2 separate regions of the Homo sapiens genome follow, and region 2 is linked to region 1. Evidence: read pairs that join two places in POLR2A ChIA-PET (ENCODE). Cell type or tissue: K562. All regions are shown on one strand. Each heading gives the region's core, and the rest is flanking DNA. Links, peaks and the distances in the headings are about the cores only.

Region 1 (16,514 bases), core at 3,617-11,616:
ATGTAACCAGGTTGCCTTCCTATGTAACACCCTCAAATGCTTCCATTCCATTGAGTGCAGGATCAAGCTCAAGCTCCTTAAGCTGTACCACAAGGGCTTCCTTGAAACTGGCGCCCCCTCCAGCCTCTCTTCTCTGTAATTTATGCCCCAGCACAACCAAGCTGCCTGAACTTGCCCCACTGCATGGAGCTCCTTCCTCTCCCAGCCATCACTCACGGGCCTCCTCTGTCTGGAAGGCACACACCAAATTGATTCAGCCAGTGACTCAAGAGTCAGGACCATAGAGGCCATTCAAGGTCAGTTACTGGGTGAACAAGGAGAAATCTATCCCAGGCACTGATAATAGGCATAACCAAGAATCAGCTCTAAGGATGCTATTAGGATCCAAAACCAAGGTAAGAAGAGGCAGATGCTCACACTGCAGGAACTGGTTAATTCCATCAGGGGATGTTTCTTAGGACAGGAACAACAAGTGTTGACTGAGTGCAGGCTTCTCATAGAAGACCCACTACACATCACAAGACATACAAAACACTGTATGTATGTGTTTTCTCTAATCCTCACAGCACAAATTATACAGATGAGATAAATGAGGTTGCCCAAATCCTAAGAAGCAGAGCTGGGATCCAAACCCCAGCAAATGCGATTCCACAGTCCATACTCTCATGCCTTCCAGAGCCGGGTAGGGAGGCAACAGCAGCATCAAAGATTGAAGGGTCCAGTGGCCGTGCCCTCCATGGAACCAGAGCCACCCACACACATGCATGCACTCGAAGAGGCAGCTACAGGGAAGGGACTGAAAACAAGCCTTGGTACCACCTGCCTGTGCTCAGTTCCTGGGTCTACATGGGTTAGCTCATGGCCTCTCTGTGCCTCAGTTGACTCAGCTGTAAAAACGAGGCAATTATTACTGGCACATAGGATTAGAAGAGTTAATTCCTGTAGAGCACTTACACAATGTCTGGTGCATGTTAAGTGCTCAATTAATGTTAGCTACACTAGCAAGACATGGCAAAGTCACACGAAAGTCCTCTTCCGGTCCACCCTGCTGGTCCGAGATCACTAGCACAGTGGTGGCAAGAAGTGGCCTGAATTTCAGAGAGCACAGGGTCAATATTTACCAGAATTTGCCTTTATTCTGCACTGGCCCGAAGAGGTGTTTTCTGGGGAGTCAACCCACCGCTTTGTGCAACCCTAGAGTGTGTCTTTGTGAGGAGGCTTCACCCTGCCCCACTCCTTTCCTGCTGCTCATTTTCATGTTCAGAGATGGCCACAGCGGTCACTGCTAGTTTAGTTCACTTCCTCTTCATTGTAAACTCCAAGTCCCAAACCTACCAGCCCTCACTCTCCTGAGCCGCTCAGCAGCCCAGCTGATTTCATCACAGCCATAACTCTCTAGAATAGCTGCCGTTACGCAACAGCTCCTAGCGCAAAACTGGTACGACTGTGTCTACTGCAATGTATTCATCAGTTTCCACAGGCATTTATTTAGTGCCTACTGTGTGTGTGTCATATAGATGCCTACTGAGCAGTCTCCCTCCACCATGCACCCCCACCATCACTGCAGACACGCTTCATTGTCATCCCTGAGTGGGAGCCATCTCTTTAGAGAGGGTATGAGATGTTTTGCCCGAGTTTGAGATAGTCCTCTCCTGGTGCCCCTCTGTTCCGTCCTCTCATCCCACGTCACCTGCTTGGGCTCCTCTCTGGCTCTAGCTCCTGCAGGGTGTCTCTTTTGCCTGGGTAGGAGACGTCCTCTCCCTCCTGATGCAGCCTCTGCTGTCTCTCCAACAGTCTGTGCTCAGCCTGGAGATCACCCCCAAAGGGGTCTGCTCCCTCGTCTCATGCCTACTTAACTGATCTGCCTCCAGCCATCACCGTCTCGGGTCTTCATGTCCCTGATGCTCTGTAGCCACCAAGAACATGTCCTGCTTCATAATCTCCTGTTGTTTTTTAAGCATTCCCTGTCACCACTCCCATCCCTATCTGTTGGGTATTTCTGCATCTCTGAGTTTCCTTTTTTTTTGAGACGGCGTGTCACTCTGGTGCCCAGGCTGGAGTGCAATGGCACGATCTCGGCTCACTGCAACCTCCACCTCCCGGGTTCAGGTGATTCTCCTCCCTCAGCCTTCTGAGTAACTGGGACTACAGGCATGCCACCAGTCCTGGCAATTTTTGTATTTTTAGTAGAGATGGGGTTTCACCATGTTGGCCAGGCTGGTCTCAAACTCCTGACCTCAAGTGATCTGCCCACCTTGGCCTCCCAAAGTGCTGGGATTACAGGCATGAGCCACTGCACCCGGCTTTCCTTCTCTCTTGAACACTGAGTTCTCAGCCATCTGTCCATTCATAAATCTTGCTACCCTCCTCGCCACTGCCCATCCAGAAGTCTACCAAACAATTCTAAGAACAAGTATTTTCACATCCAACTCCACATTTCCTTCCACGGCAGCTCCAGACTCTCAGACAGGTGGCCTTTGAACCCCAGATTCATGGGTATTTACAGACAGGTATCAACTCCACCATGAATCTAGAGTCTTGAAAATGAAAAAGAAATTTCAAATTGTGCCTCTGCTTTCAACTAGTATCACATTTCCGCTTTGCAAGAAACAGCAAGTGCAGCGTGGGTGACCAGATAGTGACCTGTCATTCCACACTCCTCCTGCAATGTCCATCAAGCTGGCTTCAAGTGAGTCTGCATATCATCTTTGCTACTGTGAAGATGCCACAGAGCTCTTGAGGGTACACAATAGGCATTCAGCCACACTCCTGCGCACATGGGTGCCTACAACTTCCCCATCCTTGTCTCAGGCTTATTTTTCTGTGGTATTAAAGGATCACAAAGAATTTCTAAGTCAGTCGAGTTCTTTGTTGCTATCATTAGTTGTAGTGCATGGAGGGGGTAAACAATGCAGCTTGTTCTTTTGCCTCTCCAGTTCCAGAGATTTATTTACTAGAATTTTTTTTTTTTTTTGCCATTGAGTTGGAAGAAATCAAGAAAGACTAATTACTTTCTTTTTTAGCTGAGCCTAAAGCTGGATACAAGGGTAAACCTGGGAGATTTACATCTGAGTGGCGGTTTTATGTCTCAGCCTGGAGGCGGTAGTTGAACCCACTGTGTCTTTGCATTTGTTTTTGGAAAACTGTGAGCATCACCCCCAGCATGGATGCCTGAGTGGCAACCAAGACCCTAATCTATAGCATGGGGTCCCCATCTGGACAATGATGCACCAATGAGTGCCGAGTAGAAGTGGATCCTATCCTCCTATGCTCCTCAGGATAGGCCACCCTGTGCTGTGAAAACAGACCACAAGAAACCCCAAAAGCTAAGTAAATGCCATGATGATCTTGCTCATGGATGCTCTGCTCATTGCAGTGACTTCAATGGCTACGAGAGACGCTGTCTCAGCCAGGGTAAGGGGATGCAGTGACTCACATTGGCTCACAGAGTAGACACAGCCGTGCCTACTTCCAGGGCTGGGGAGTGTGTCCTGCCACGTGCCCACAGCGGGGGCCACCGCGCTGATGATCACTGCAACTTGCACTCCTTTGAAGCTCTGGGGCTGCTCCCGCATCTGCGACAGTCAGCATAGCCCCTGACCACACCCTTTCTGCACTTTGGGTTCATGGGTTCATGGGTTCCATTTCGTTCCCCAACAGCAGTTTGGAAAACTTCTCATATATTTCTCCAGGTCACACCAACACAGGAGTGAAAACGGAGTTTCATCAGTTGAGAAGGAAAGAGGAGGGGAAGGAAGGGCAGGACAGGGGAGGGGAGGAGAGGGGAGACCTCAAGCTCATGCAGGTACAAGGGAGGTGTCCCCTGTACACTAGTCCCATGTCACTCGCCGGTGGCTCCTGGTCTGGCTGCAGCTGCTCTACCTTGCCATCCAGGTGCTCTGCCTTCTCTGGAACTTTGCCCTGTCGTCCTCAGACACCAGCTGTACCCCATCACCCTTGCATTACATGCTGGTACGTGGGCCACAGAGCAATATGAGCTTCTGTATTTGTATCCTTGCCTGACAGAAGTTCCCAGAACAGCTGGTGTGTTCCTGTGTCTGTCATTACCTTCTCCACACCCCAGGACAGAGAGACGGCAACAACGTAAAAAACACTCCCCACCATACTAAGTGACCCCTCCCCTCGGGCCCTGCACCTGTGCCCAAGAACCAACTCTACACTCCGACTCCTTTTCTCAGGATGGGTTGGTCTGTTTATTTTGCCCATAAGCCTCCTGCATTCCTCCCGCACGTCTCCTCCTGGCTGGACCTCTCCTGAATCCCAGGGCAGACAGAGGTTAGGGTCTTAAACAGCCCCCAGCATGCCCATAAGCAATGTCAGAGAAGCCACGAGGTGTCTACTGCAATGACAAGGAAGACATTGTTCACTGCTTCAATCACCGGAGAAGACAAATTCCCCACACAGTAGAGCCTGTCTGTGCACAGTGGGCTGAAACAGACACTTCTCCCCTCCAGAGTGCTGCAGAGGGGCCTCCTGCATTAGGAGAAAAGTTGGGCCAGGTGACCTCCTAGTCCTTCCAGCTCTGAGATTCAGCCATGTTCCTCCCAGCAGGGACTGATTGTATTTGCTTCACCCTTGGGAGCCAGCAGGGTTTGGAGCATAGAGAAGAGTGCACACACCCAGCGCCCTGGCTCCAATCGCCCCAGCTCTGTCCCTGACACAGCCTTCCCAGCTTTGGGGGAAGTCCTCAGGGGTGCGACAGGGCCCGGACTAGAGTGAAGCAAGTCCGGCCCTCAGTCCAGGCAGAAAATTTAGGGGGACCCCAGAAACTCACTAAACAAGATAATATTTATTGCGGCATTCTTAGGAAACCAACATGAAATAAAAACTATCCACAACGAACAAAATATCCAAATGTGGACTAAAGACAGGCCTTGTCCCTGTACTTGGACAACCCACACCCTAGTCCCAGCCCGGCCAGATCCTGTCTTTATTTCACATGTGGACAGCAGACAGTTTGCTCATCACAGATTTTCTCTGCTTCGACTATGTGTGATGGTCTTGACTCCTGAGTATTTGGCTGCCCCTTTTAAACGTGGCTGCAGGCAAGTGCCTCGCTCTCCCCATCCTGGCCTGGGTCCCGCCCCCCCCCAGGCCTCTGGAGCTGCCCTGCGCTATTTGCTCTCCCTCTCCTGTCGGCTTGGGCCGCCTTCATCTCTCATGGAGTTCCGGGCAGGGGACCACCCCTGTAGTAGACACTGTCGGTGCCCCAGCTACTCAGCCTTGGCCTTGACGGTTCCAACGCCCGTGGCTTCTGACTGCAAACACCCATGACTCAGTCTGGGAGCTTTCACAGGAGCCAGGAGCATGTTCACAGCCCACATCTGGGGAAGCCGGATCTGCCAGAGAATTAACCCCTATGGATGTTAAAACATCTCAGCTCCTCACCCCTCAGGAGGGATGATTTGGAATGATGTGGTGCACCTGGCCCTGAGGCCTGTGAAGGGATCCAGGTGCAGGATGTGGGCCTGGAACACACCCAGAGCCAGCTGCTCCCCTTCCACGCTCATTTCCTAGTCCCTTATCAGTGCTTCCTGGGATCACCTCCCCAGACAACTGCTTCTGGGGCCATCTGGCTGAGACAAACCAGCTGCCATTGCCACCTAGGGCCACCCATGCCCTGTCTACTGATGGCCCCCAGAGCCTCACAATGCCAATGCCACCTGGCTGAAGCCCCTTTGCTAATGCGGTCAGGTGGGACAAGGGGACAATCCCCTCTCCCATCCATCCCATGTCCCTTTGGCCCACAGACGGTTCTGGTGAGTGCAGGAAGCATCCCATTGCATCCCCAGCACCAGGCAGGGGGTCTTGTATGACAAACACCCTTCCTTTCCACTCTAGTCCTTCTGTGGCAGGCAGGTCTCACAGATGCAGGCTTCCATAACAACTGTTTCAGTACTGACTGAGTGGCTAAGCTAAATATTAAAAGCCAGCACCCTTACACAAAGGCTGGAATGTAACAAAGGCCCACCAGGAGTTTTGCCTAGGCCTTTCCTGGGCCTTAAAGCATGACAAGATAACAAAGGAATTCTTAACAGGACCCATTTAGGATTAAACAAGTTTTACTGGGGGTCTGAAGAAACTTGCCAAACCACTGTGACTTAGCCCGAGACAAGATAAGGGTAATCACCCCAGCACCTGGACCCATTTTAGATCAAGTAAATTTACTGAGGCTTCAGAGGAAGGTCTTCAGGACTCAGGCCTTAGGTATAGATTAAAATAAGTTAATCGCTTATGTCTTTTCTTTTTTTTTTTTTTTTTTTTTCCTGAGATGAAGTTTCGCTCTTATCATCACCCAGGCTGGAGTGCAATGGTGTGATCTCAGCTCACTGCAACCTCTGCCTCCTGGGTTCAAGCAATTCTCCTGCCTCAGCCTCCTGAGTAGCTAAGATTACAGGTGCCTGCCACCATGTGTGGCTAATTTTTGTATTTTTAGTAGAGACAGGGGTTTTACCAGGTTGGCCAGGCTGGTCTCGAACTCCTGATCTCAGGTGATCTGCCTGCCTCGGCCTCCCAAAGTACTGCAGGCATGAACCACTGCACCCAGCCAACTTACGTCTTTTTTTTTTTTTTCTTTTTTTTTTTTTGAGACGGAGTCTTGCTCTGTCACCCAGGCTGGAGTACAGTGGCACGATCTCAGCTCACTTCAACCTCCGCCTCCCGGGTTCATGCCATTCTCCTGCCTTAGCCTCCCAAGTAGCTGGAACTACAGGCACCCGCCACAACGCCTAATTTTTTTTTTTTGGAGAGATGGGGGGGTTTCACCGCGTTAGCCAGGATGGTTTCGATCTCCTGACCTCGTGATCCGCCCGCCTCGGCTTCCCAAAGTGCTGGGATTACAGGCGTGAGCCACCGCACCCAGCCCAACTTATGTCTTTAGATGAATGTACACTTATACTTAGATACATAGCTTAGAAAGTATGTAAGCTCTAGAAAACTTTGTAATTTTGAGTTCGTCTGGCAATATTTTCCAGGTCTTTTCCCTGTCACCAGTTGCAGAAATAAAAACTCTCTTCCTCCCCAGTTCATCTGCATCTCGTTATTGGGCCATGAGAAATAGCAGCCCGACCCTCAGTTTGGTCCAGGAATACCTCTTCCCAGGACTGAGGTATGATACCAGCGGGCAGCCATCTGGGAGAGCAGCCTCCCAATCCCCTGCCAAACTCTCCTCTGTCCCTGTCCTTCCCAAGAGGTCTTCTGTGAGCCCACCCAACGAAGTGATGGTTTCACTCCCACCCTGAGGTCAGCTGTCTCACAAAGCACAAGCATAGATCGCCAGGCATTCACAGAAGTCCCAGGCCCTTTGCTTGCATGTATCCAAGCCCCCCCTAGGATCCCCATGGAAGAATTTCTTAGCAGGATGAATCCTTAAAGGTCAAGTCTGGAAAGGAAAATTCTTAGATGAAATCTCTGAGAATTCTTAGAGCCCCAACAGTAGTAACAATTTCAAGAGAGTTGGTTTTATCAGAGGCCTAGAGCATGCAACAGGGCCTGGTGCTTCCAGCCAGGCCTTGAGCTGCCTGGAGCTAATCAGGAGTCAAAGAACGGTGGTGGCCTGGGAGTCAGGAGCCCTAGCCTCTGAGAAAACTGTGCAAATTTGGGTCTCTGACTCATCACCTCTCTGAGCCTCAGTTTTTTCATCTGTAAAAGGAGGGGGTTACACCAGATAATCCCTAGGGGCTCTTCTAGCTGTATGATTTTATAAAGAAAAAAAAAAAGTTCTTCTCTTTGAGGAGTCCTGAGACCTGACAAAAAAGCATTTCTAAGAAATACAGCGGAGTCTCCTCTAGGAATTTTTCAGGATTAGGGAAAGCATCAGTCAGTATCGAAAGGAGTCTATAGACAGTATCCTAGGGAGATGGAGCAGGGACAACAGGACCTGGGGTTGGGGTGGAACTTGTATCTCACTCAAATACTATCCACTGAATCTTGGAACTAAGATCAGTCATTTTCTACAAAACAGGCCCCTGGCCGGCATCCAGGACTCTGAGAACTTGGGTCGCTGCTTTTACTAATGTCCCATGAAGGGGACGCCAGGACAGCTTCCCAGTGGATGCTTCACTGCCCTCGGAGTGGGAGGAGTCCCATCCACCCACTGCTGGAAGCTGAGATAACCACCGGCTGAAGGGAAGAGTTGGCAGAACAGGAGATGGAACACCCAGCTAATGTGAAAAGAATGAATAGATTAAAAACCGCAAGCTACTTCATCAGGGCCCACACGGCAAGTTAAGCCCGCAAATATCGATGCTGAAATGTGTTGAGAAGTCTGTCCAGGAAGGCCAGGAAATCAGGACGCTCGCAAAGACCTGCTCGGAGCCACAGCCACGGCGGCCACCTCCGCTAATGCGGCTTCTGCTAATGAATGCGGCCTTCAAATCTCTCTCTCCAGGGCCCTGGGAGGACTGTTAACACCATTTGCCAGCTAAAGAGCTCAGGAAGATCCTTAAGTTTTAAAAGCACCCCTTCCATGGCTTTCCTGCCCTGGAGGACCTGGGTAATGGGAGGTGAGGAGGAGAGCCAGCTGGCACAACCCCTTCTCCTCTCCACTTGAGCTCCCGTGAGAGATGTCACCTGGCAGGGACCCAAGGAAGGCTTTAGAGTGGGGAAGAAACCCCCCACCTGCCTGCCTCCTGCCAGCACTGATATGGGAGCCAGGAGGCAGCTTGGCAGGTCGGAGTCCTGGCTGGAGACTAGGTGCTGGTGACTTTCTCTGTCTGAGCTCATTCCACCTTGGCCATCTTGGGGATTAAAAGCTGGGAAAGGTCTTAGAGATCAATCCAACTCATTTATTTTATGGTGGGCAAATAGCGAGGTCCAAAAATGCAAAGAGAGTTGCCCAAAGTTACACTGTGGGGATGAGAACAGGAAGGAGAAGTGGAGATCTGGCATAGGCTAAAACCCACACCAAGCTACACAGACTCAGCGGACCTCATGAGCGCCAAAGTGACGTGTGTCAGACATGCCTGTGTAAGACGGAAGACACAGTGCGGATTCTTGTGCCCACCCTCTGGGTATTCACCTGCTAAGGGAAGGGCACTAGCTGAAAAGTAGTGGGAGCAAACGGGGATCCCAGCCAAGAGGGAGAGGAGGGAGGAGCCTGAATGAGTGCGCATGGCCACAGAGAGAGCTGACTACAAAAGGGCAGTGGGCTTCACCTCTGTGGCACTGCACATGCTGACATGAGGTTTGGGGTCCCTTAGTGCTTCCAGCTAAGTGGTGTGGCCCCAGGAGAGTCTTTTATCTCCCTTTTCAGGAGTCCTCCTGTCAGAGGCGTTTGAACCAGAGCAACTCCATCTTGAATAGGAGCTGGGTAAAATGAAGCTGAGCCCTATTGGGCTGCATTCCCAGGAGGTTAAGGCATTCTAATCACAAGATGAGATAGGAGGTCGGCACAAGATACAGGTCATAAAGACTTTGCTGATAAAACAGGTGACAGTAAAGAAGCCCCACAAAAACCCACCAAAACCAAAATGGCAATGAGAGTGACCTCTGGTCATCCTCAGTGCTACACTCCCTCCAGCACCATGACACTTTACAAATGCCCTGACAACATCAGGAAGTTACCCTATATGGTCTAAAAAGGGGAGGTATAAATAATCCACTCCTCGTTTAGCATATTCTCAAGAAATAACCATAAAAATGGGCAACCAGCAGCCCTCAGGGCTGCTCTATGGAGCAGCCAATCTTTTATTCCTGCACTTTCTTAATAAACTTGCCTTTACTTTACTCTATGGGACTCGCCCTGAATTCTTTCTTGCATGAGATCAAGAACCCTCTCTTGGGGTCAGAATCTGGACCCCATTCCTGTAACACCCCCTTGATGCTACCAGATCACTTACGTCCATAGGCCCACAGGAAAAGCTGGAGTAGAGGGCGAAAAACACTAGATTTTGGGAAAGTTATAAGCGGGTTGTAAACACAGACTGGGCAAACCAGCTCTGTCCCATCTGCCTCCAGGCTGTGGGCATGACGTAGTCTTGAAGATAAGAGTCAGGAAACTTAATTTATTAGCAAGAATTAGGGTCAGCCACATGCAACACAAAACCCAAACTAACAGTGGCTTAACCAAGATGGCAACTTCTTTCTTCTCTTATACAGAACAAGTGCAGAGGTAAGTGGTCTCAGGCTAGTAAGGCAATTCTGGGGTTATCAGAACTCAGTATCCCTCTGTCTTTCTGCTTCTGCCACCCTAGGGCTGAGCTTCCATTTCCAAGGCCCTGACTTGGTCCAAAATGGCTGCGGGAGCTCCAGCCATCACCTTCCAGGTAGCAGGGAGGGAGGGAGTGGGAAGAGCATCTGAAGGCAGTGCTCCCTCCTAGCTGAGCCGCCTGCCCCAAAGTCCCATGGAGCATGGCCTTTCTCATCCCAAGGCTGGAATTTATTCCCACAGCCACACTTCATTGCTTAGAAAGCCAGAAAATATGGTCTTTTATAGCTGGTTCCATTACCTCCCCAAATATAACAGAGATTCTCTCACTAAGGAGGAAAAGGTTGACAGCTCTTGGGTGGAATGAGCATTTCTGCCCCTCCTTGGATCCTGTTTCTCTGTGCTTCTGGCTGTGCAACTGTAACCTCAGTTTTCTACATCTGTGAAATGAGGAAAATCAACCCAGGCTCCTCCCCCAAGGCTTGATTACAAAAAAGTTAATTAAAACAAAAAGACAATTCTGTAACTCACAGGAAGGAAAATAAGCTGGTGAGACCTGGCAAACGCAGCGGGTGCAACGTGGCCTGGCTGTCCTCACGGATGTCCATACTCCAGGGAGTGGGCAATTACAGGCTCCCTGCCACGAAGCCCTTTGAAACATAAGAATTCTTTTGAAATATGACTAATTACCCCCCACCTGACTTTAAGACTAGATTTTAATGTATGAGGCTTTTTCAAAATGAACCTCACCTGTGCTGCTGCCTTTCCCAAGCAGGCTAATGATAGAGAACAGGGGCAGGAAGCCAAGCGGGGACGGGGGACAATGGGCAGATGAGAAACAGAAAATCCACCCACCTTGCCGTGCCCAGTAGGACCAGCCTCCTCTTCTCCAAACTTTTGGCCTGAATTCCTCCTAACAAGGACTCCAATGAATCCCATCCCTCCTCCTTCCCCATCTAGCTCTGGTGCAGGTACTAATGAGTGCTGGAGGGACCCAGGGCTGCGAGCAGCCACGCAGTACCGATGTGGACCGTGACGGCAGTTCTGTAGTTACAGGTTGATGCTCCTTCTCCCAGACACAAGAGCCTGCAGGCCGTGGAGATGAGAAGGCAATGCCTCTGCCAGTGGGGAGAAGGAGGAAGAGGATGAGGTCAAGGAATATGAAGCAGCAGAGGGGAAAGACCGTAGGAGGCTCTGGTTTAGAAAAGCAAATCCAGCCTCCAAGAGCAACACCCTAGTGAGGACTTCACTCTCCTCAAAGGAAAGTTGCAATAAACAGAATAGAAGACAGGTGGGAACCAGCCTGGCAAACATGGCGAAACCCCGTCTCTACTAAAAATACAAAAATTAGCCAGCTGTGGTGGCATGCACCTGTAATCCCAGCTTCCCAGGAGACTGAGGCGGGAGAATCACTGGAACCCAGGAAGCAGAGGCTGCAGTGAGCCAAGATCACGCCACTGCACTCCAGCCCTGGGTGACAGAGGATGACTCCGTCTCAAAAAAACAAAAAACAAAAAAAATGGAGGGAAGGATAATGAGGAGAAAGGAGGAGAATGAAGACACCGATATGACTTTGGGCAGCTACAACTCTGGCTATGTCTGCAAAGCCTGGAAGGATGACACACCCTCGTAACTGCACCTCAGAATGCAAAAGAGCCAGGGAACATTTCTCCTGAGCTCACATTTCTGTAAGGCCTTAGTGTAAACACCTGTGAGATCTAGGGGACATGAGATGGTGACATGCAGGGATTCCATTAGGCATCATGGAGAACCTCTCAGCTGCAATAGCATCCCAGAGAGGGCTACATTTGAGGAAGTTTTGCAGGATGAATAGGAGTTCACTGAATGGGCCAGGAGGAAAGAGCCTTCCGGGCAGAGGCAGCATTGTGTACAAAGCCCAAGAGTGTGAAACGTCAAGGGATGTGCAGCTGATGGGTCTGGATGAATACAGATTTGTAGGGAGGGAGAGCAACTGGGGAGAAGGTAGGAGAAACCAGTGGGTCCCTCTCCTAGGGAATTTCCAAGTTGCCCATGGGGTGTGGGCTTTGGCCAGAGGTAACTGGGAGCCACTGAAAGATACCAGCAAGGGGGAAGCACATTTTAGAACAAGCACTCTACTGCAGAAAAAGGATTTTTTAGCGGAAAGACAAATTGAGGAAGAGGTAGCAAGGTCTGGAGTTACTGCAGGAGTAATGGGGACAGAGGACAACAGGGCCTATCTGAGGGGTGTTGACATGACTTGGAAGTATGTGGAGGGACCTAGGATGACCCCCAGATTTGACTTGGGGACAGGGTCGAGGGTGACACTATGAGCTGGGTAAGAAACACAGAAGGAGGAAGGAGTCTGACAGGGAAGTGATGAGTTTGCTTTTTTTTTTTTTTTTTTTTTTTGAGACAGAGTCTCACTGTGTCACCCAGGCTGGAGTGCAATGGTGCAATCTTGGCTCACTGCAACCTCCACCTTTTGGGTTCAAGCGATTCTCCTGTCTCAGCCTCCCAAGTAGCTGAGACTACGGGCATGAACCACCACACCCTGCTAATTTTTTTATTTTTAGTAGAGACAGGGCTTTGCCATGTTGGCCAGGCTGGTCTTGAACTCCTAACCTCAGGTGATCCGCCTGTCTCAGCCTCCCAAGTAGCTGAGACTAAGGGCATGAACCACCACACCCTGCTAATTTTTTGTATTTTTAGTAGAGACAGGGCTTTGCCATGTTGGCCAGGCTGGTCTTGAACTCCTAACCTCAGGTGATCCACCTGTCTCAGCCTCCCAAAGTGCTGGGATTACAGGTGTGAGCCACTGAGCCCGACCTGAGTTTGCTTTTGGATATGTTGATTTTGGAGTGGCAGGGGCCTTCAGGTAGAGACAGGTAGGAGGCCATTGGATACATGGTGCAGGAGTGTAGGCCTATGTAGGTCATCCATGCATGCCTGGCTCTGGGATCTTCGCTTTAGTCATTTAAATCATGGGCCTGCTGTCTTTTCTTATGCCTCCAGGAACCTGGCCACATCTAGAGCAGAGTAAGTGAGCCACTTGGGGAGGGCAGAGGCTGCTGGGATGGCAAGGGAGGTTGAGTGGGAATCCCCAGAGAGGAAACCTCCCTCCCCGCAGCCCCCGCTGTCCCACTTGTGAGACGGAGCTCTGGGACCAAGCAGTACACCCACACACAAGACAAAAAACTTCTTCCTCAGAGCTGCTCACATAGGGAGCAAAATGCTGATGAGAAGCAAATTGTCTCCCTAGGAGGCCTCCGGTTGAGAAGCCTAGAGCCCTTCTTTGCTATAACTCTAGAAAGCACAGACCCACAAATGAAGGGAGAGAGGGAGGAGACAAAGTAGGGATGATAGAGGCAAGCAATGGTGAGGACTCAAGGAGAAGAGGGAGCAAGGGGAGGGCAGAGAGGAGTCACCCTGGGGCCCAGAGACAGGAGAGACCAGTCAGCAAAGGATCAAAACCGTGACTGGAGTCCTTCGGAAGCAACCCTCCCATTTCCTCCAGTGACCTGGGGGAACAGATGGTCTCAGCAGCTCACTCTGTCTGGGACAGGTACCCACTCCCAGCTACAATCTCCTCTGAGGGTCTGGTCTACCACAACCCCTCCAAAAAGCCCATCTTTGCTGTTCCTGAGACAAAGACACTGCTCACAGGTAATCCTGGCCAGACAGATCAAGCCTGCCTCTCCGGTGGGGGAGTGGAAATTGGATTCACCTCGTCAGACTTGATACCTGGGACTGCTCAGAAATTGCAAGACTATTTACTCCCCTCTCCAGCCTGAACCCTGGATGCAGAGAAATAAGCCCACTTTAAGGGACATCGCCAAAGTCAAGAGCCCTCCTCTGTGACCCTGGTTTCCTGGCTTCCAAGAAAGGAGGTGGCTGAGTGTCAGTCTGGAATCATCCACTCAGAACAGGCAATGCTTTCCAGAGATCAGGCACCGAGCGTTGGTCCCTTAGACTCTTCTGAAATGAGGGTGTGGAGAGGATGGGGAGGCAGAAACAAAAGATGTGTGAGATGAGAAGGGAAAGACCACTTCCCACGCATGGCAGCTTCCCTCTCACCATTGCAAAGATCATGAGCCAATTATTCCATCAAGTTAGATATTAGCGAATCCAACTTTATTAGAGCTTCAAGGCGCATGAAACGTTAATCATGGAAACCTTGATATTCTGCATTAGAGACTTACTCTGGGAAGAGAAAAAAACACTTTCATTTTCCTTTGAGGTTAATACAAGGCTAATTTGAAAGCACTCGGTTAATGAGAAAGCTAAAAATACCTCTAGTACGATCACGTGCCTGAGTCCCAGCCTCAGTGGCTCCAGCCTCTCTAGAACACGAAGCCAGCTTCGGGAGGGAGAAACAGCTCTGGACTCAGAGGACCAGCACCTACGTCCCCAGCTGGTTACAGAGGCGCACCTGTCCTGAGGCTGCCAGATTGACAGAAGAAAACAGGAGGCAGAGAAAGTGAGGCGACTCCACTGCTCTTTATGTCCCTCCATGGGGGGACATAAAGATTTTACTTTGACTAAAATCTCAAGTGCTACCAGGAGTGGGGATGGGTTTTCCCTGAGCCACACATGCTCCCTCGCCCAGCCCTGCCCACAAGGGCAGCCGTGGGACAGTCAGCGAGCAGGGTGCTCACTGTGGTGGAGGAGAGGGTTTTCCTCCAGGGGAAGCAAATTGGACAGTAACCAACCCCACCCCCACCACCACCCCCCACCCGCCCACAGGTGATTGCAGCAGCTCACCAAGTGACCAGAAGCCATCATGACAAGAAAGGGATGAATTGGGCAAATTGAGAAGGCGCGGTCCACTTCAGCCTCGTGGGCTCCTGAGCACGTGCACGCACGTGTGTATTAAACCCAGAGAGGAATTTGATTTAACAGAAGAAAAGCCCTCAGGGCTGGCAGCTGTGGGAGCTATTAAGGAGGAGCGAGGAAGGTTCTATGTGTCTGAAAAAATGATCTGAGGAGGTCAGCGACAAAGCCACCGGGGGCTGTCTCCTCCAGGATCTCCAGTTGCCAGGAACCAGGCTGCTGGACACGGGTTTGAAGCTGCCACGGACAGGGCTCTCTCCAGACTGTGGCCTCAGAACCTGGACTCCCAAATAAACCATCTATGGGCCTCTGGGCTTATGAGATGCAGAGATTCCCTTCTTTACAGTCCAGGCTTTGCAGGAAAATGAAGAAAGCAGAAGTTGGGGGAAAGTGTCATGTGCTCTGTCCCCCACCCCAGAGACACATATGGTACATTTTATCCAGAGCTGGCTCCTCGCAGGGCCCTGGATCTGCATGCGGCTGGGGCCAGCACCCTTCCTCCAGTGTAGCCAGCGATCCCCCTCCATGCCCCCTGCAATGCAGCTCCCACCGGGCTGAAAGATAGAGGTGGCTCCATCTCTCTCTGTTTTGCCATTGTCAATGGCATGCTTATTTCACCTTTTACTTTGAGTAAAATCTCAAGTTTAAAGAACACCAGGAGGCCAGGCGTGTTGGCTCATGCCTATAATCCCAGCACTTAGGGAGGCTGAGGCAGGTGGATCACTTGAGGTCAGGAGTTCGAGACCAGCCTGGCCAATATGGTGAAACCTTGCGTCTACTAAAAATACAAAAATTAGCCAGGCTTGGTGGCGGGCACCTATAATCCTAGCTACTCAGAAGGCTGAGGCAGGAGAATTGCTTGAAGCCAGGAGGTGGAGGTTGCAGTCAGCCGAGATCGCACTACTGCACTCCAGCCTGGGCAACAGAGCAAAACCCTGTCTCAAAATAAATAAATAATAAAGAACACCAGGAGCAGATATTTGAGTGTCAGAAACACACGCCAGGATTCTCTTCCACCTCTCACCCTCCCCCACCTCTCACCCTCCCCACCTCCCCCCACCTCTCACCCTCCCCACCTCCCCCCACCTCACCCTCCCCACCCTCTGCTCCAACCTGGAACCAGGAATGAAACACAGGGCCAGGTTTAGCCACAGGCAGGTGGGAGGCAGAGAGATCTCCACTCTCAGGGTGACTGGCAATTGCAAAGAATTCCTCTTCCCTGGACTCCAGGGTTAGAAAAGCAAAGCCCACCCACTCCCTAATCCATCCACCTCACGTTTATTAAAGGCCTACTATGTGCCCAATGGGATGCGAGCACCTCCACCAGGGAAAGCCCAGATCGACTCACATAAGAAGACAGATACTAGACAAATAAATCCACTGAACCCATGCACTGAGGAGTTCTGGTTTGTTAGAGCAAATAGGAAGTGGTTTTATGTGTCCCTGTAACTCCCCCTAACTACATTCCGTCAAGCCTCCCCTGCCTGCTCTCTTAAAGACATCTGGTCAAATTATATACATTTCAGCTGTGCCC
Region 2 (16,514 bases), core at 3,942-11,941, 63 kb before region 1:
CCCCATCAGATTGGCAAAAAGTTTACAAGATTGATACCAGCCAGGGTTGGTGAGGGTGTGGGGAGAGAGACATTCTCAGGCTGTCCACTCTTTTCAGAGACGAGTTTGGCAATATGCATTAAACATGAAGGGTGGGCATGAACCTTGACCAGTTCCACTGCTAGGCATGTACCCCACAGAAATATCAGTATCACCATATATGCACAAAGATGTTACATACAAAGAAGTTCCTTTCAGTTATACTAACAAAATTCGAGCCAGTCTAAGTGTCTATGAGGGATGTAGTTAAAGTACAGCACATCCAGGCCAGGCATGGTGGCTCACACCTGTAATCCCAGCACTTTGAGAAGCCAAGGCAAGAGGATCACTTTAAGCCCAGGAGTTTGAGATCAGCCTGGACAATGTAGTGAGACCTTCTCTATCAAAAAAAAAAAAAAAATCAGCCAGGTGTGGTGGTGCACACTTGTAGGCTCAGCTACTTGGAAGGCTGAGGTGGGAGGATTGCTTGAACCCAGGAGGTTGAGGCTGCAGTGAACTGTGATCATGCTACTGCACACCAGCCTGGATGACAGAGTAAGACCCTATCTCAAAAATAAATAAATAAATAGCATGTACATACCCTGGAATACTATACAGCTATTAAAAAGAATGAGAGAGACTTGTCAGAGGTCCTTTAAGTAATAGAGGAAGGTCTCCGAACACTATTTTATTATTCTATTTTTGTAAAATAAATAACTATATCTACAGTTTGTATGTGTGTGCATTGAAAATGATCTGGCAGGTTCCACAGCAAATTGTTAATGATGGTGACCTCTAGGGAATGAGATCAGAGTGGGGACAAGCAGGGGAGGTGGTAGGAGGCAGTGGTGCAGTGAAGTGGAATGTTTTTCTATACTCTTACTTGGTTTGTTATCTTTATGATGAGCAATTTAATGAAAACCAATCAAATCTGAAACACGGGGAATAGGTAGAATTGAAAAGGATTTTAGCAACTCTCAGTTCCTGCTTTACTTTCCTGGGTCTTCATAGGACAACTCCAGGCTCATTTCATAAATGGAAAGTTGGGCATCAGAGACATAGTGTGAACCCCTGCCCCCCTCTAGTTACACAGATTCTAGGGCCCAGGCTGACTGCTTTCAGGCTGATCTCTGGAATGGCTTTTAATGTATAAGTAAGGGAGATGTATCAGTTAGCTATTGCTGTATGCCAAACATCCCAAGTCTCAGTGGCTTAAAACAAGCATTTATTATTGATCATGCGTCTACAGGACAACTGGACTGGGTTCGACTGATCTCATGTGGAATTACTAAGGCGTTTGTGATCAGCTCGTGAGCTGGCCCATGGTGGGCTGGCCCAGGATCTGGGCTTTGACGCCTTGGCTCCCCTTCAGGTGCCTCTCGCATCACTCTAGCAGGCTCGCCTAGGCATGTTCTCATAGTGGGAGCATAGGTGTGTGGTGGAAATGCACAAGCACTTTTTCAAGTTGTGCTTGAGTCAAAGTTACGACCATGGACCAAAGCAACCTCCTGGGGAGTGTGGGAGGTCATGACTTCAGGGCCTGGATAGAGGGAAGCCATTCGCAAGGCCACAAACGCAATCAGTCTCCTACAAAGACCAGCTCAGGACCTGCAGCAGTCAGAAGGGATTGGAGGTGTCCCCTCCCCAAAGCTTTGGAAGCCTTGCTGCCAGAGTCCAAGTTCTGAGTCGGTGCTGGTCACTGCAGCCTGGGGATAAAGAAGCCCAGTCTTTCCGCTGCAGGAATGGCCCCCACGGGAAGGCAAGCCATCTCCAGCTGTGATTAGTTGGAGATCAGCAGTATCCAGCCAGCCTCCCAATCTCACCTGGGGTCCCGGCGACGGGGGGCCTGAGGATGAAAGGATGGTGGGTAGTGGGCAAGGGAGGAGGGAGGAGTTAAATAAAACACCAGAGCAAGCCCCAGAGGTGTGAATTTGCCCTTGGTCTTCATCTAACAGGGCTGTCTGCCTCCCCTCCTTTTTTCTCCCATGTCCTCCACCCACACCTGCCTCTGAATGTGGTGAGCCAGGAACTGATTGCACAGAAACTTCTCATTTTTAGTTTTACCTCAGGTGGTTGCAAATCTCCTTCCTGCTCAGAGATGGGGACTGAGCCTGCCCCTTGGCATCCTGGTCCTGCTGCCTGCCCCCTCCGTGGCCCCAGCCCCAGCCCCCAGCCTGGACCCCATGCTCCTCCTCAGCACTCTGTCACTGACAGCGCCTTCGCAGGCTACAGGGACTCTGGTGTGGAGTGATAGATTCTGCCTTTTCCTGCTTTCAGGAAATATTGCCATTCGCTTCGCATTTATCCTGCCCCTCATCACCACATGGAGGCCGAGGCTGAGGCGGGCTCGTAGTCATCTATTATCTGCCTCTGTTGGAGGAGGAGGACAGGCTTGCACCGGGAGTGCCAGGAGGTGGGCTGGGGCTGGGGAGATGGAGCTCTCATTCAATAAGCCACAAATATTTATTGGGAGTCGGCTGTGCACATAGAAGTGCAGGTACTGAAAGGAGAGAGAAAAACGGTGCCACAGGGCCAGGGGACACACCCTCCTACCAGACTCACAATGGGGCAAGAGAGGTGGGACATTAGCTGTTAGAGGCTGAAACCGCAAACACCCCTGTGGAAGTAACAGTACAAGAGTGCTAGAGGGTGATTTGAAATCAGGTATAAAAAGCTTTCCATATGCATGCCCTTTGATCCAGCAGTTCCACATCTAGAAATTATTCTAAATGTGTACAGAGATGCGTGTACAAGGTTTATCAGAGCATTATTTATAGCAGAGAAAAGCAACTGGGAAACAAGTTCTGCAACTTATGGTACATCCATATAATGAAATGCCATGCCAACATTCAAATGCATGTGGTAGAAAAATATTTATCTTCAAGACAAGGTCTCGCTCTGTCACCAAGGTTGAAGTGCAGTGGTGTGATCATAGCTCACTGCAGCCTCAGCCTCCCTGGGCTCAGGTGATCCTCCCACTTAAGAAAAATAATTATTGGTATACAGAAAAAGCTTGTGAACCATCATCAAGAGATAACTTCTATAATATTGGTGTGTATAATTCTGGCCATTTTTATACATACACTTATTTATTCACAAATGAGATAGTAGTAATTATTCTATTGCCTTCCTCATCCCCTCTTCCTAAAAGGTCTAGGGAAGTTTATTAAAAAACTAAATGGGATCATTGAGAGTAGGGGCTGAGAGAGCTGTGAACCCTGCTGGTCCCAAGAGCATCCACGTTGTCACACAGACCTCTAACAAACGATGTTTATCACAAGCACCTTGGAGCCAAGCATCTCTTAGGAAGGCAGCCGAATGTGTGAGTAATTTAGAAAGATTTCCATTCAAAAGGACCCCACAAAAGTCGTGACAGTAAGAGAATGGAGATAGGTGTTACTGAAACTTTAAATGGTTGGACAAACAAGGGCATGTCCTGATGTTCCAGATGAATATCTGTGCACCTGAGTATAATCAGCATCTCTCACCTTCCTATGAGAATCGATTTTGTTCACCCCTGTCCCTAGGCTGCGGATACCAAAGGCAAAGTCCCCAAATATTCTCTGCCTGCCAGGAATCTCAAACCCTTTGAAGGGAAAGCTTGATGGTGTTAGGAACGTAGAGGTTTTCCAGAGAAGGGTCTGTTTTGGCAATGATGGGGTCAGTGCTAAACAGTGAGTCCAAGATGGCTGAATGAGAGCAGGTGTTCTGACTTCAGGTGTGGGCTGCAATGATGACTAAGGAGTTTCTGGAAGATCCGTCTGGACCTTGAAGGTTGAGAGAGGTTTCAGCAGGTAGGTAGGGAAAGATCAGCAAGACAAGCAACTGAGGCTTAGAGAGGTGGCCTGACTTATGCCACACCAGCCAGCTTAAGAGGGAGCCTTGAACTTGGGCGGTGCTCTGGCTTCTGCAGAGCCAGGTGTACCTCAGAAGGACCGAGCCTGAGGAGGGGAGGTGGGAGACAGCCTCTCAGCTCCACTCTGATGAAATGTCTTGAACGTAGTTATCCCGTGCAGAGTGTAATGGAGGGAAGTCCTGCGCTCCGTGCTGCTCATTTGCATGTGTAAATGCATGTGTATATATATTGCTTATTAATGTCAGTGGAATTTGCATTTTAAGTGGATTGCCTTGTTGGGCATGTTCTTTAGAGCCCTGGACTTGAGCAGAATTTTCCAACTTGAAAGTTGCTGTTCCCTGCGCAATAAGCAATTGGGCTCTTTCTCAGGGGCCAAAAAAAGGGGGATAGATGGTTGTGGTGTAGAAGAAGGAAAGGGGCAGTGAATAGGGTGTCCAGACAACAGTGACCAGTGACTCTGGGCAGGCAGCAGCTTCTCTGTGCCCCAATCTCCTCATCTGCACTGTCTCCCCTGCTTACCTCACCGGGTTGACTTAGAATCCTGGGAAGATCATTGTCACAGTGGGTAGAAAAGTGGAAGACTCTACAGCTATAGGGGTGATTATCATTCCCACAGCCCAAATAGCAGCCATTGGTGCATTCTCTGCTGCCAGTGTTCATATGTGCTATCTGTCTCCGCACCTCCACCTGGACACAGAACCTGGCACATCTTCGAGTCTTTCCTGCTCCCCAGACAACTTTAATCATCAGCCTGGACTTCTCTAGAGAGGAGAGAATGGGGTTGTCTTGAAGACACAAGAACGAAAACATCCACACTGGACATTCTGTTCTCCAAATCCCATGTGTCAGGCCCCTTTCTCCACTCAGCAGCTGTCCCAGTGGTCTCTGCTCTGGAAATGTCAATTGCCTCAACTCCTATGTGTTGAACAATTTGACTACACTCCAGCTTTTATGCCCACATTTGCAACCCATCAGGATGCTGGGCAAACAAAAGGGCCTCCAGTTCATCAGACGCCCCATCCAGGGAAGGGAGTTGGGACCACAGACCTCAATTTGCCCATTATTTCAACACCAGGGCACTTCACTTCAGCAGTGGAATGTTGCCTTGTTTCCCAACTCATTAGCTCATCTGCTCGTTGTCCCCTGATTTGATGACAAGAATCTGGCTTCCTGAGCATCTGAGGGCATATCACGGCTGTCATCACAGAAGTGACAGTGACTATGGGCTTGAGTCAACCATGCTTGTCTGGGCCCAGCTGCAGCCCCAGAGAACAAAGAACACTGGTACTAAGGGTAACCAGGAGGTGGGAGAGGGCAGAGAGATGGGGGACAGTTAGCTTCGCTACCAGTCTGTCTGAAGGGTATAAATAAGTGGATACAAGACACAAATCTCACATGCTGAAGAATTTCAAATCATTGACTTTGTTACTCCACCCTTATGGAGTAGAGAACAGCTCTTCACTCCTTAAGTGTGGGCTGTGCATAGTGATCTTCTTTCAAGAGTATAGTATGGAAAGGCAGAAAGAAAAGAGAAGTTTTCCAGGGTAGAAACCCAGCATGACTACCTGTATGCACCCTTGATAGGATGTGATAAGAAGATTATGATCCTGTGATTAACTTGGGTGATATGTTTTGGAGGGGAAGATCACTTTACCTCTGTGGTCTTCCCCTCCAAAACATACCCAATCTGATTATAGGAAAAACATCAGACAAACCCCAACTGAGGAACGTTCTACAAAATAACTGACCAGCATGCCCCAAAACTGTCAAGGTCATCAAACCCCCTCAAAAAAGCCTGACTCATAGGCAGGAGGAGGCCAGGGAGACGTGACTACCAAGTGCAATGTGGTTTCCTGGATGGGATCCTGGAACAGAAAAAAAAAAAAACTACAGAAATCAGAATAAAGTATAGACTTTGGTTAATAATAATGTATTAATATTGGTTCATTATTTGTGACAAATGTACCGTACTCATTTAAGGTGTTAATAATAGGGAAATAATAGAGGAAGCAGAGTGAGGAAAAAGGAACTCTCTGTACGATCCTTGGGATAATTCTGTAAACCTAAAACTGTTCTAAAATGAAACATCTGTGAAAAAAAAACTTGGCAAACAATCAGGATTTGTTACTATATTCAAACCTCTTCAACTAAACAAAGTGGCTGTTTTGTTTTAGGTTTTCTGCACCATCGTTTCTCACTGATGTTGGCATCATCAGACTGTCAAAGGCTAAACAGCACCTTTAAGATGCCTGGCAGCAAGTCCATCCAGCCCAGGAGAAAATGGTCCAGGCCAGGGACATGCTATTTGTCAGAGAAAATTACTTGGATTGCTCCCCACTCCTCATCCCAGGGTGTGCCCCACCTTCTGATACTGAAAAGACTCATCTGGGGTATCTACACTCTGCAATTATTGTGTAGTCCTAGGTAGTGTGCTTATCTCCATCAGGATTCAGTATCTCCAGCTATCAGACAAGCTTGGAAGAGCACAGTCCTCATAGGAGAGTGCAGCAAGCATTAAACACAGAATCAATCTTACTATACTCACAAAACGGATTGCCTAATTCAGGTGCCACAGACGTGGAAGCTCCCATTAGCCCCAACTGTGGATCTTGTTTGTCTCAAAACCCCAGTATATCCTCAGGAGCCAGAAGAATATCTGATGCATAGTAGATGCTCAATAAATCAATGGTTATTCTGTGCTGGGTCCTGTGCTTGTCATCATTCACTCTAGATGTCTTCAATAGCCCCTGACACATGCCACCTTCCTCCATGCCACATCAAAAGTCACATGTAATATGCAAACATTAAATGTTGATGATTGAAACACCCTCATCCCATAAACAGTCCTGCCCCACCCCCCACCTCTTACATAACAGATGAGAGTGGACCCCTCCCATCAAGCTGCTCCTCTGTGACTATGCTCCTTTGCTCAGGACTGGGATGAGGGAGATGACTAATGTGTGACGCCAACATGTCACGCCACACACCGGGAAATACTAACGCATAGGCTTCCATTCCAGCAGTATGGTGAGTTAGATACTTTCACATTCCTTTTGAAACAACTAAAATTATTGGGGGAAATTTTTTTAAATACCACTTTGGAAATGCCCATGTGGCACATGAGGAAGGGCTCCACAGAACCCCCAAAGTGGAACAGAAAGTAGCCAAGCCAACTTTTACCCTGAGAATTTCTACTGAAACTTGGAGAACTTGGCTTCAATTCCTCCCTCCCTCCCTCTCTCCCTTTCTTCCCTCCCTCCCTCTTTCCTTCTTCCCTTCCTCCCTTTCCTTCCTCCCTTCCTTCCTCTCTCCTTCCTTTCTTTCCTTTTCTTTCTTTCCTTTCTCTTTCTTTTTCTTTCTTTCACTTTTCTTTCTCTTTCTTTCCTCCCTTCCCTTTCATTCCTTCCTTCTCTTTCTTTCTCTTTCTCTTCTCTTCTCCTTTCCTTTCCTTCTTTCTTTCCTTCCTCCCTTCCCCTTCCTTCCTTCCTTCCTGTCTTCAGAGTCTCACTCTATTGCCCAGGCTGGCGTTCAGTGGTGTGATTTTGGCTCATTGCAACCTCCACCTCCCAGGCTCAAGTGATCCTCCCACCTCAGTCTCCTAAGTGGCTGGGACAGAAGCTGACTGCCTGCCACTATGCTCAGCTAATTTTTCTATTTTTTGTAGAGATAGGGTTTTGCTATGTTTTCCCGGCTGATCTTGAACTCCTGGGCTCAAGCAATCCACCCATCTTGGCCTCCCAAAGTGCTAGGATTACAGGTACACACCACCATGCCTGGCTAATTTTGTATTTTTTTTTAGAGATGGGTTTCACTGTGTTGCCCAGGCTGGTCATGAACTCCTGGGCTCAAGCAATCCACCCTCCTCAGCCTCTCAAAGTGCTAGGATTACAGACGTGGCCACTGTCCTGGCCTCAGACTTCTGTTTTGATGGTTGTCTAAAACAGGGCAACAAGAGAAATATCCTCAATCTAATAGAAGCACACATCAATCTGGGACCACAGAGAGTATTCATCAGGTAAGGATGAGCAGGCAATACACCTGCCACGTAGAAAAAGGTGAAGGGGAAACTTGCTTGACTTGTTCAACCTTGGCATTTGGGGAGGGAGGAAAACAAACTTACTTGAGACTGTGTAATCATGAGCCAATCTTCACAAGGGTCTATGGTCATCATTTTAGCTACCTGTAGTCCAAAAAACCTCAAGGGGGAAATTAAACAAGTTGTCCTAGTTTGGTAGACCATGGCAGAAACCAATGCAAATCCCCTCTGGGAAACTCTGCTTCCACATGACTTACAGAATACTTACAAAATTCTAAGAAATATGGTGGCCCAAAGTCAAAGGTCCCCAGAAATTATCCTGTTAGGACTCCAGGAAGACAGAATTTAAAAAAAGGAAAAAGAGAATGAGAAGGTCTAGCATATGTTTAATCAAAATTCCAGAAGGAGATGATACAAGAAAATGAGAAAAAGATAGTATTCAAAAAGATAATAGCTGAGAACTTTCAAAATATTTTTGTAAGACACACATTTTTATATCCAGGAAGCTCTGGTGGTATCTGATGCTATTCCTGGATGGGAGGATTGGTGCCTTGAAAAAATGTTTGGCACTTCTACTTTCTACTTCTTCTTCTTAGTTTGTAGAAAGTTGCCAAAAAAAAAAAAAAAAAGTTGCTCTCCTCCTATCAAGAAAAAGCTGGATAAATTACAGAATACCAACTCTTCCTGGACCCATCAGAGAGATGAAGTCACAAGGTAACTAAGTAGCCTGGAATCCACAAAGGAGCAAGGCCCTCCAAGGAGAGAAGAGATGCATGAATGACCTACCTCCCTCGTGGCAGAACAAGGGAGGAGGAGGTTCTGCAGCCTAAGTGGCAAGGAGAGTCAGCTACAATTTTAAAGAACCGCTGAAGGCCCCGTGTGCACTAGTGTATCAGTCTGAAATAGATGCAAGCATCTGCTAAAACAGGAATTCCTGTTTACTCACAGGATATTTCCCACGAGCCTCTGACGGGTGCTCTGAGAAAGATTTGGGCCGGCAGGACACCTGAGAGAGCCACCATTTGCAGCGCAGACCAGCAGAAGGTGATCAGCTGCCACCGTGAAGGAGACAGAAAACTCTGCCATTTCCCTAGAGCTTCCTCTCATATGAAGCAAAAGCCTTAAACCACTAGAGGAGGAAGTGCAAACCCTTTTGCCCACTGGGCACAAAGTTAGTGATCAGTGGCTATAGGGGTGGAGAGAGCAGGTGCAACACCCTGTCCAGACCCTTCTCTCCTACAAAGCAAAAGCCATAAATCACTTGAAGAGGGAGAGCAAAGCCTCTTGCACCCAGGCAAAGACACAACGTGGTTAATGAAAAGATGTAACAAAAACTCCAATGCTGGGTGATGAGCAGGTAACTGTCTTGGGCTCAAGGGCCCATGTTGATATTAAGTAGACGTCTCTTACCACTGGAGGAAGAGCAGGAAACGCCTGTCTAAGACCCACCAAAGCAGTTTGACTACTGAAGGAAGAGACCACATGGGGCAACAGTGCTGGAAAGGCTTTACCCCCAAAGCTCAGGTACACAGAGTCTCCCTGAGACTAAAGCTGGACAAGGCAACAGAGAACCTTCCTGCCCCCTCCACAAGCCTATCAGGGAGTACCCAGAAACAGCAGTCTACTGCTGGGGAAGGACAAAGCATGGAGAGAGATCTACTTTGTGACACAGGCATTGAAAGACTGGGTGAGTTGAGGGTGGACCACTCACACTGTGAAAACCCTCCAGCACGCCAGCCTTGACCCTAAATATAGGCAACAGCAGCACACTGATCGGAAACCTGGAAGCCTGCGGTCCAATAATGGTAACCATAGCAACAGCAAAATCCAAATCCAGCTCAACCTGTAGCTAGCATGACTCACCCCTCCACCTAATGACCCAAAACAAGAAGCATGCCCACTTCCAGGCATGCATATGATCTATCTTTTGCTAACCAGTTTTAGTGTGATATTTGACATTCAATCAAAAATTATGAGACATTAAAAAAGGGCAAGAAAACGCAAATTATTTAAAAGAGATAAAACAACCAAAAAAATAAGACTCAGATATGATCTTCATGTTAGAACTATCAGACAAGTACTTTAAAATAATTATGATTAAAGTGCTAAAGGAGCTAGTGAAAAAGTGGGCGGCATGCATGAATGGATGTAGAATTTCAGCTAAGAGAAAGAAATTGTAAGAAAGAGTAAACTGGGAATACAAGAAACAAGAAAAAAGACAAAATCAGAGAAAAAAATTTCCTTTGATGGGCTCATTAGTACACCCAAGACAGCAAAATATGTCAATAGAAATTACACAAACTGAAAAAGAAAAAGGAAAGGGGAGAGAACTGGATTAGAATATATATGAGCTAAAGACATACACAATGGCCTAATATATATATAATTGGAGTCCCAGTGAAAATGATTTTCAAAAATCAAGAAAAACTGAAGACTTTTACAGACAAAGGCCAAAAGAATTTATTACTAACAGGTCTGTACTGTTAAAGGAAGTTCTTGAGGCCCAGAGAATATGATACCACACAGAAACTATACCAAAAAAAAACACCTTCAAAAATGGTAAAAATAAAGGTAAATACAAAAATATTATTTTCTCATTTTTAGTTACTCTAAAAATAGTTGTCTTGTTAAGCAAAAAAAAGTTATATTTTGGAGATATTTTGGGGTTTATAATGTGGAAAATAAAATGTGTATCATCGATAGCACAAGCATAGGTGGAAGAAATTGAAAGTATATAGTTCTTATATAATATAGTGACTTAGTATAAAACTATTTGAAGGTAGACTGTGATATATTAAACATGTTAAAAACTCTGGGACAACAACTGATAGTTTTATTTATTTTTATTTTTTGTTGATATGGGGTCTCACTATGTTGCACAGGCTGGTCTCTAAGCTCCTGGCTTTAAGTGATCCTCCTCCCTCAGTCTCCCAAAGCGCTAGGATTACAGGCATGAGCCACCACACCTGGCTCAGACTTTTCTTAAAAAAGTATAATAAGCCAATAATGGAGATAAAATTGAATCATAAAAATTAGTCACAAATCAGGCAGAAAAATAGAAAAAAAAGAAGAGATGAGACTAAATAGAAAATATTTAGCAGTATAGGAAAATTAAATAAAACCATATCAGTTATAACACTAAATTTAAATAATTAAAATGTCCCAATTAAAAGACAAAGATTGTCAGACTGCATAAAAAAGCAAGACTCAACTATGTGCTATATCCAAGAAACAGAATTTTAATATAAAGACATAACTGGTTAAAAGTAAAATGATGGAAAAGGATACACTCATGCAAACCATGCAAATATTAATTGAAATAACTAGAGTAGCTACATTAAAAGTAGTAAAGGTAGACTTCAGATCAGGAAATATGACCGAAATTAAAGAGGGGCATTGCATAATGATTAAGGATCAATTCATCAAAATGAAATAATTTAAAGGTATATGCACCTAACAGCAGTGCTTCACAACATATAAAGCAATTACTGTCAGAGCTGAAAATAAGTAAATACATCCACGAATAGAGTTAGAATGTCAACATTCCTCTCTTATTAATTGATTGAATTAGTAAACAGAAAATCAGTAAGGACATAGAAGACCTGAATGACATTATCGACCAATTTACTCTGACATTTTATAGAACAACCCAATCAACAACAGCCCGTGACACATTCTTTTCAAGTGCATGTGGATCATTCCATAGAATAGACCATATTCTTGCCACAAAACACATTTTAAAACACCGAAATTATACAAAGTATGTTTTCTAACCACAACTCAATTAGAAATCACTAAGAGACAGATATATGAGCACTCAACAAATATTTGAAATGAAATAATACACTTCTAGTGAGTTGAAGAGGAAGACACAGGGAAATTTTAAAATATGTTTGAACTGAGTAAAAATAAAGGCAACATATTAGAATTTGTGTGATGCAGCTAATAGAGTGTTTGGGGAAATTTATAACATTATATACCTGTATTAGAAAAAAATAAGTGTCTCTGATCAATTACCTAAGTTTTGGCTTTAAAAACCTATAAAAGGAAGAGCAATTTAAATCCAAAGAAAGCACAAGGAAAGAAATAATAAAGATAAGAGCAGAAACCAATAAAATTGAAAGAAAAAATTGATAAAAATTAACAAAATGAAATACTGGCTTTCTGTAAAGGTCAATCAAATTGATAAACCTCTAGTCAGACTGATAAGAAATCAAAAGGGAAAGACAGAAATTACCAATGATGGGAAAAAAGAGGAGAGCTATCACTCCAGAGCCTACAAATACTGAACGGATATAAAGAAAATACTATAGACAACTATATGCCAATACATTTAGTGACTTAGATTAAATGGACACTTTTCCTCAAATATAGAAACTATCAAAGCTTATTCAAAAAGCAATAGATAAGTTGAATAGTCCTACATATATTAAAGATATTAAATTTATAATTAAAAACTGCACACTGTATGTAGTCAAAAACCTTCCCACAAAGAAAACTGTATGCCCAGATGGCTTCATGTGCTCCATGGCAAGTTTTTCCAACATTTAATGAAGAAATAATGTAAACACTACATCAACACTTCCAGAAAACAGAAAGGAAGTGAACACCTCCTAACTTAAGATGAGAACAGTATCACACTGATACTAAAACCAAACACATTACAAAAAAAATACACAGAAAACTATAAACACAGACCAATACCCTTAATGAAGAAAGGTGCAAAAAATCCTTAACAAAATATTTAAAAAATAAATTCAGCAGTATATGAAATGACAGTACATCATGACCAAGTTAGGAGTTTATCGTGGGAATGCAAGGTTGGTCCAGCCTGGGTGACAGTGGGTAACCCTGTCTCAAAAATAAAAAGAAAAAGAAAAAAAAGAGAAAAGAAAAAAAATGAAATTTTGAAAGTTTTTTAAAGTACCACTTACAATATTACCAAAACCAATAAAATACATGTATAAGATTTATATGCTGAAAACTACAAAGCACGGATAGGAGAATCAAAGATCTAAATAAATACATGATGATATATAGGATGTGTCAAGATGTAAATTTCCCCAAAATTGATCTATAAATTTGCTACAATCAAAACTCAGCAGACTTCTTTATAAAAGTCAACAAGCTTATTTAAAAAATTCATTTAGAAAAGTAAAGGAACTAGAATTGCCGAAACAATTCTGAAAAAGAACAAATTTGGAGGCTTATATTATTTGATTTCAAAACATACTATATATCTACACTAATAAAGACAGTGTGGTAATAATGAAAACATATCCAGAAACAGGGCCATAAAAATATGGTTAACTGATTTTCAACAAAAGTGCCGAGGTAATTCAATGGAGTATGGATTATTTTTCACCAAATAGTACTAGAATAATTTGACATCTATGTGCAAAACAAAGTCTTTGACACATACCTTACACAATATACAAAAAATAATTTGAAATGGATCATAGACAATGTGAGCTCTAAAATGATAAACCTCTAGAAGAACACATAGGAGAAAATCTTTGTAAACTTGTTTTTATTTTGGAAAGAAAACAAAAAGCACAAACCACAATGAAAAAAATTAACAAATTAGATTTCATTAAAATCTCAAAATTCTGCCTTTTGGAAAGGCATGTTTAAAACATAAAAGGAACGAGCCATATAGGAAGAGAAAATATTTGAAAAATACATGTCTGATAAGACTGTAACCAGAATACATTTTGATCTCTCAGAACTCAATTATAAGAAAATAACCTAATTTTAAAAACGTTTTAAACTTGTTAAAAGATTTGAACATATATTTCATGAAAAAAGATATACTGATATGGTTTGCCTGTGTCCTCACCCAAATCTCATCTTGAATTCCCTTGTGTTGTGACAGGGACCTGGTGAGAGGTAACTGAATCATGGGGGTAGGTCTTTCTTGTGCTAGTGAATAAGTCTCATGAGATCTGATGGTTTTAAAAAGGGGAGTTTCCCTGAACAAGCTCTCTCTGCCTGCTGCCATCCATGTAAGACGTTACTTGCTCCTCCTTGCCTTCTGCCATGATTGTGAGGCTTCCCAAGCCACGTGGAACTATAAGTCCATTAAAACCTCTTTTCTTCCCAGGCTCAAGTATGTCTTTATCAGCCGCATGAAAATGGACTAATACTTATATACATATGGCAAATAAGCACATAAAAATATGCTCAAAATCATTAATACTAGAGAAATGTAACTTAAAAGCCAATTAGATATCCATGCATACCTATTAGAATGGCTAAAAAACAAAACAAAAATAAAACTTTGACAATACCAAATGCTGGCAGGGATGTGGAGCCACTGGAATCCGTATACACTGCTAGTGGGAATGAAAAATGGTACAGCCACTTTGGAAAACAGTTTGGCATTTTCTTATAAAGTTAAACATATGCTGACTGTATGTGGTAGGCTGAAAAATGGCCCCCTAAAAGGATATGTCCACATGCTAATCCCCAGAACCTGTGAATATGACCTTATACGGCAAATGGGTGAGTATGATCTTATATGGCAAGAGATGTAATTAAGTTAAGGACCTTGAAAATAGTTAATTCTGGATTATCCCAGTGGGCCCTAAGTTCAATCACATGTATCGTCATAAGAGAGAGGTAGAGGGCCCGGGTGTGGTGGCTCATGCCTGTAATCCCAGCACTTTGGGAGGACAAAGTGGGCTGATCACTTGACCCCAGGAGTTTGAGACTAGCCTGGGCAACATAGTGGGACCCGATCTCTACAAAAAAATACAAAAATTAGCCCGGCATGGTGGTCCCAGCTACTCAGGAGGCTAAGGCAGGAGGATCACTTGAGCCCAGGAGGTCAAGGCTGCAGTCAGCCGTGATTGCACCACTACATTCGAGCCTCAGCAACAGAGTGAGACCCTGTCTCACCAAAAAAAAAAAAAAAAAAAAGGAGAAAGACACGCAGAGGGAGTCTGGGACAGAGACAGATGCACAGGGAGAAGGCCATGTGGAGATGGAGGCAGAGATTGAAATTACGCAGCTGCAAGTCAAGGAACATCAAAGTTCGACCACAGCCACCCACAGGTGGGAGAGAGTCATGGAACAGATTCTCCTCTTAGAGCCTCTGAGGTACTGCAGCCAAGCTGATGCCTTGATTTTGAACATCTGGCTTCCCAGAACTGTGAGAGAATACACTGCAGTCGTTTGAAGCACCAAGTTTGTGGTCATTTGTTATGGCAGCTTTTGGGAACGAACGCACGAGATAACCAGAAAATCTCCCTCACACATATTTACCCAAGAGGAATCAATTCATATATCCAAACAAAACCCTTACATGAATGTTTAGAATGACTTTATTCATAATTGTCCCATACTGGAAACAACCAATATGCCCATCAACTGGTAAGTAAACAAATTACGATTCACCTATTCAAAGGAATACTACACATTGATTAAAACAAAACAAAAAACAATGATACATGCAGCAACATGGACTCTCAAAAGCACCACGTTAAGTAAAATAAGTCAGAATCAAAAAGCTCCATGCCACATGGTCTTATTTATGTGACATTATGGAAAAGGCAAAAATGTAGAAATAGGAGACAGATAAGTGGTCACCAGAAGCAAGGGATGTGGGGAAGGAACTGATTATCAAGGAGCATGAGGAAACTTTTTAGGGTGAGGCAATGGTCTATGTTTTGATGGTGATGGTTAAATGACTGTCTGGATTTATCAAAATTAATAGAACTGTATACCTACAAGGAATACAGTTTACTGTATATAAATTATGCCTCAATTAGCTTGAAAAAATGTACGAAATGCCAAAGCAAAAGAAATTATCCTAAAAGCATCAAGAGTGAGAAGACAGAAAACTTACAAAGAAACAGTCATTAGGCTGGTGGCTCACTTTTCCACAGCAACATTGGAAGCCAGAAGACCATAGAATAATTTAGCTTCAATATCCTGAAATAAAATTACTGCCAACCTACCATTCAATATTCCATGTAATCAGTCAGAGTCTGTCAGCAAAACAAAAATAAGTCTAAATATTTTAAGCAAAAAAAAAAAAAGAAAGAATTAACATAGGAAATTAGGTGCTTGCAAAATTGTTGGAAGCACTGGAGGAGTGAGACTCAGATGTTGCAGGTGATAAACTCAGAAATCAGAAGCAAGAAGCTGCAGGGGAGGCCCCAAAGCTGGAGGCAGAGTGGACCATGAAGTCTGTGCATGCTCTTGGAAACTGCCATCACTGCTGATGCGTCCACTGGCACTGCCAGAGGAAGGTTTACTGCCAACTTCTTCATGCCTTCCAAATCTCAAGCAACTAGAATGCTGATGGCAGGGAATTCTGAAATTAGGGGAGTGAAACTACAGCAGTAGTTAGAAAAGATTATAGCAAATAACTTTGGAGATGCGATCAGAATAGCCTTATGTGATTCAGAAGAAATGGAAAGGTATTGGTTAACTTTAAGCCTTATTAAACCAAGTATGCATACAAAATAACTAGAATAACTCCGAAATTAGATGGGCATAGAGTACATAATCCCGAAATAGATGGGAAAAATGGAATAATAATTAAAAAAAAAGAAATTAAAAAGTCATTCTAAAAGAAAGAGAAATACAAAAATCCAG

The links. Peaks named below come from ENCODE experiments on the same cell type or tissue, not always from the same donor. Only the 100,000 strongest peaks of a DNase experiment are listed, where the experiment ranks them.
Region 2: POLR2A ChIA-PET joins it to region 1 with 5 read pairs; 3 of 35 experiments call an interaction of 5 or more read pairs at or near these places.

What each region holds. Positions count from the first base shown.
Region 1 is chr17:73,968,760-73,985,273 of GRCh38, forward strand. No RefSeq gene overlaps it. Among named protein-coding and RNA genes, the nearest start is that of LINC02074, 140 kb to the right of the region's middle. RefSeq lists enhancers at 4,891-5,590, 5,591-6,288. In K562, for the core only: no CTCF peak of the experiment used is centred there; a DNase peak (open chromatin) is centred at 8,132; H3K27me3 peaks cover 4,042 bases.
Region 2 is chr17:73,905,335-73,921,848 of GRCh38, forward strand. It overlaps LOC107985081 (a long non-coding RNA gene), which reads left to right and starts at 6,790. Exons shown (of 3, transcript XR_001752999.1): 1 at 6,790-6,901; 2 at 7,819-7,889. RefSeq lists an enhancer at 976-1,477 and a silencer at 5,503-5,703. In K562, for the core only: no CTCF peak of the experiment used is centred there; no DNase peak of the experiment used is centred there.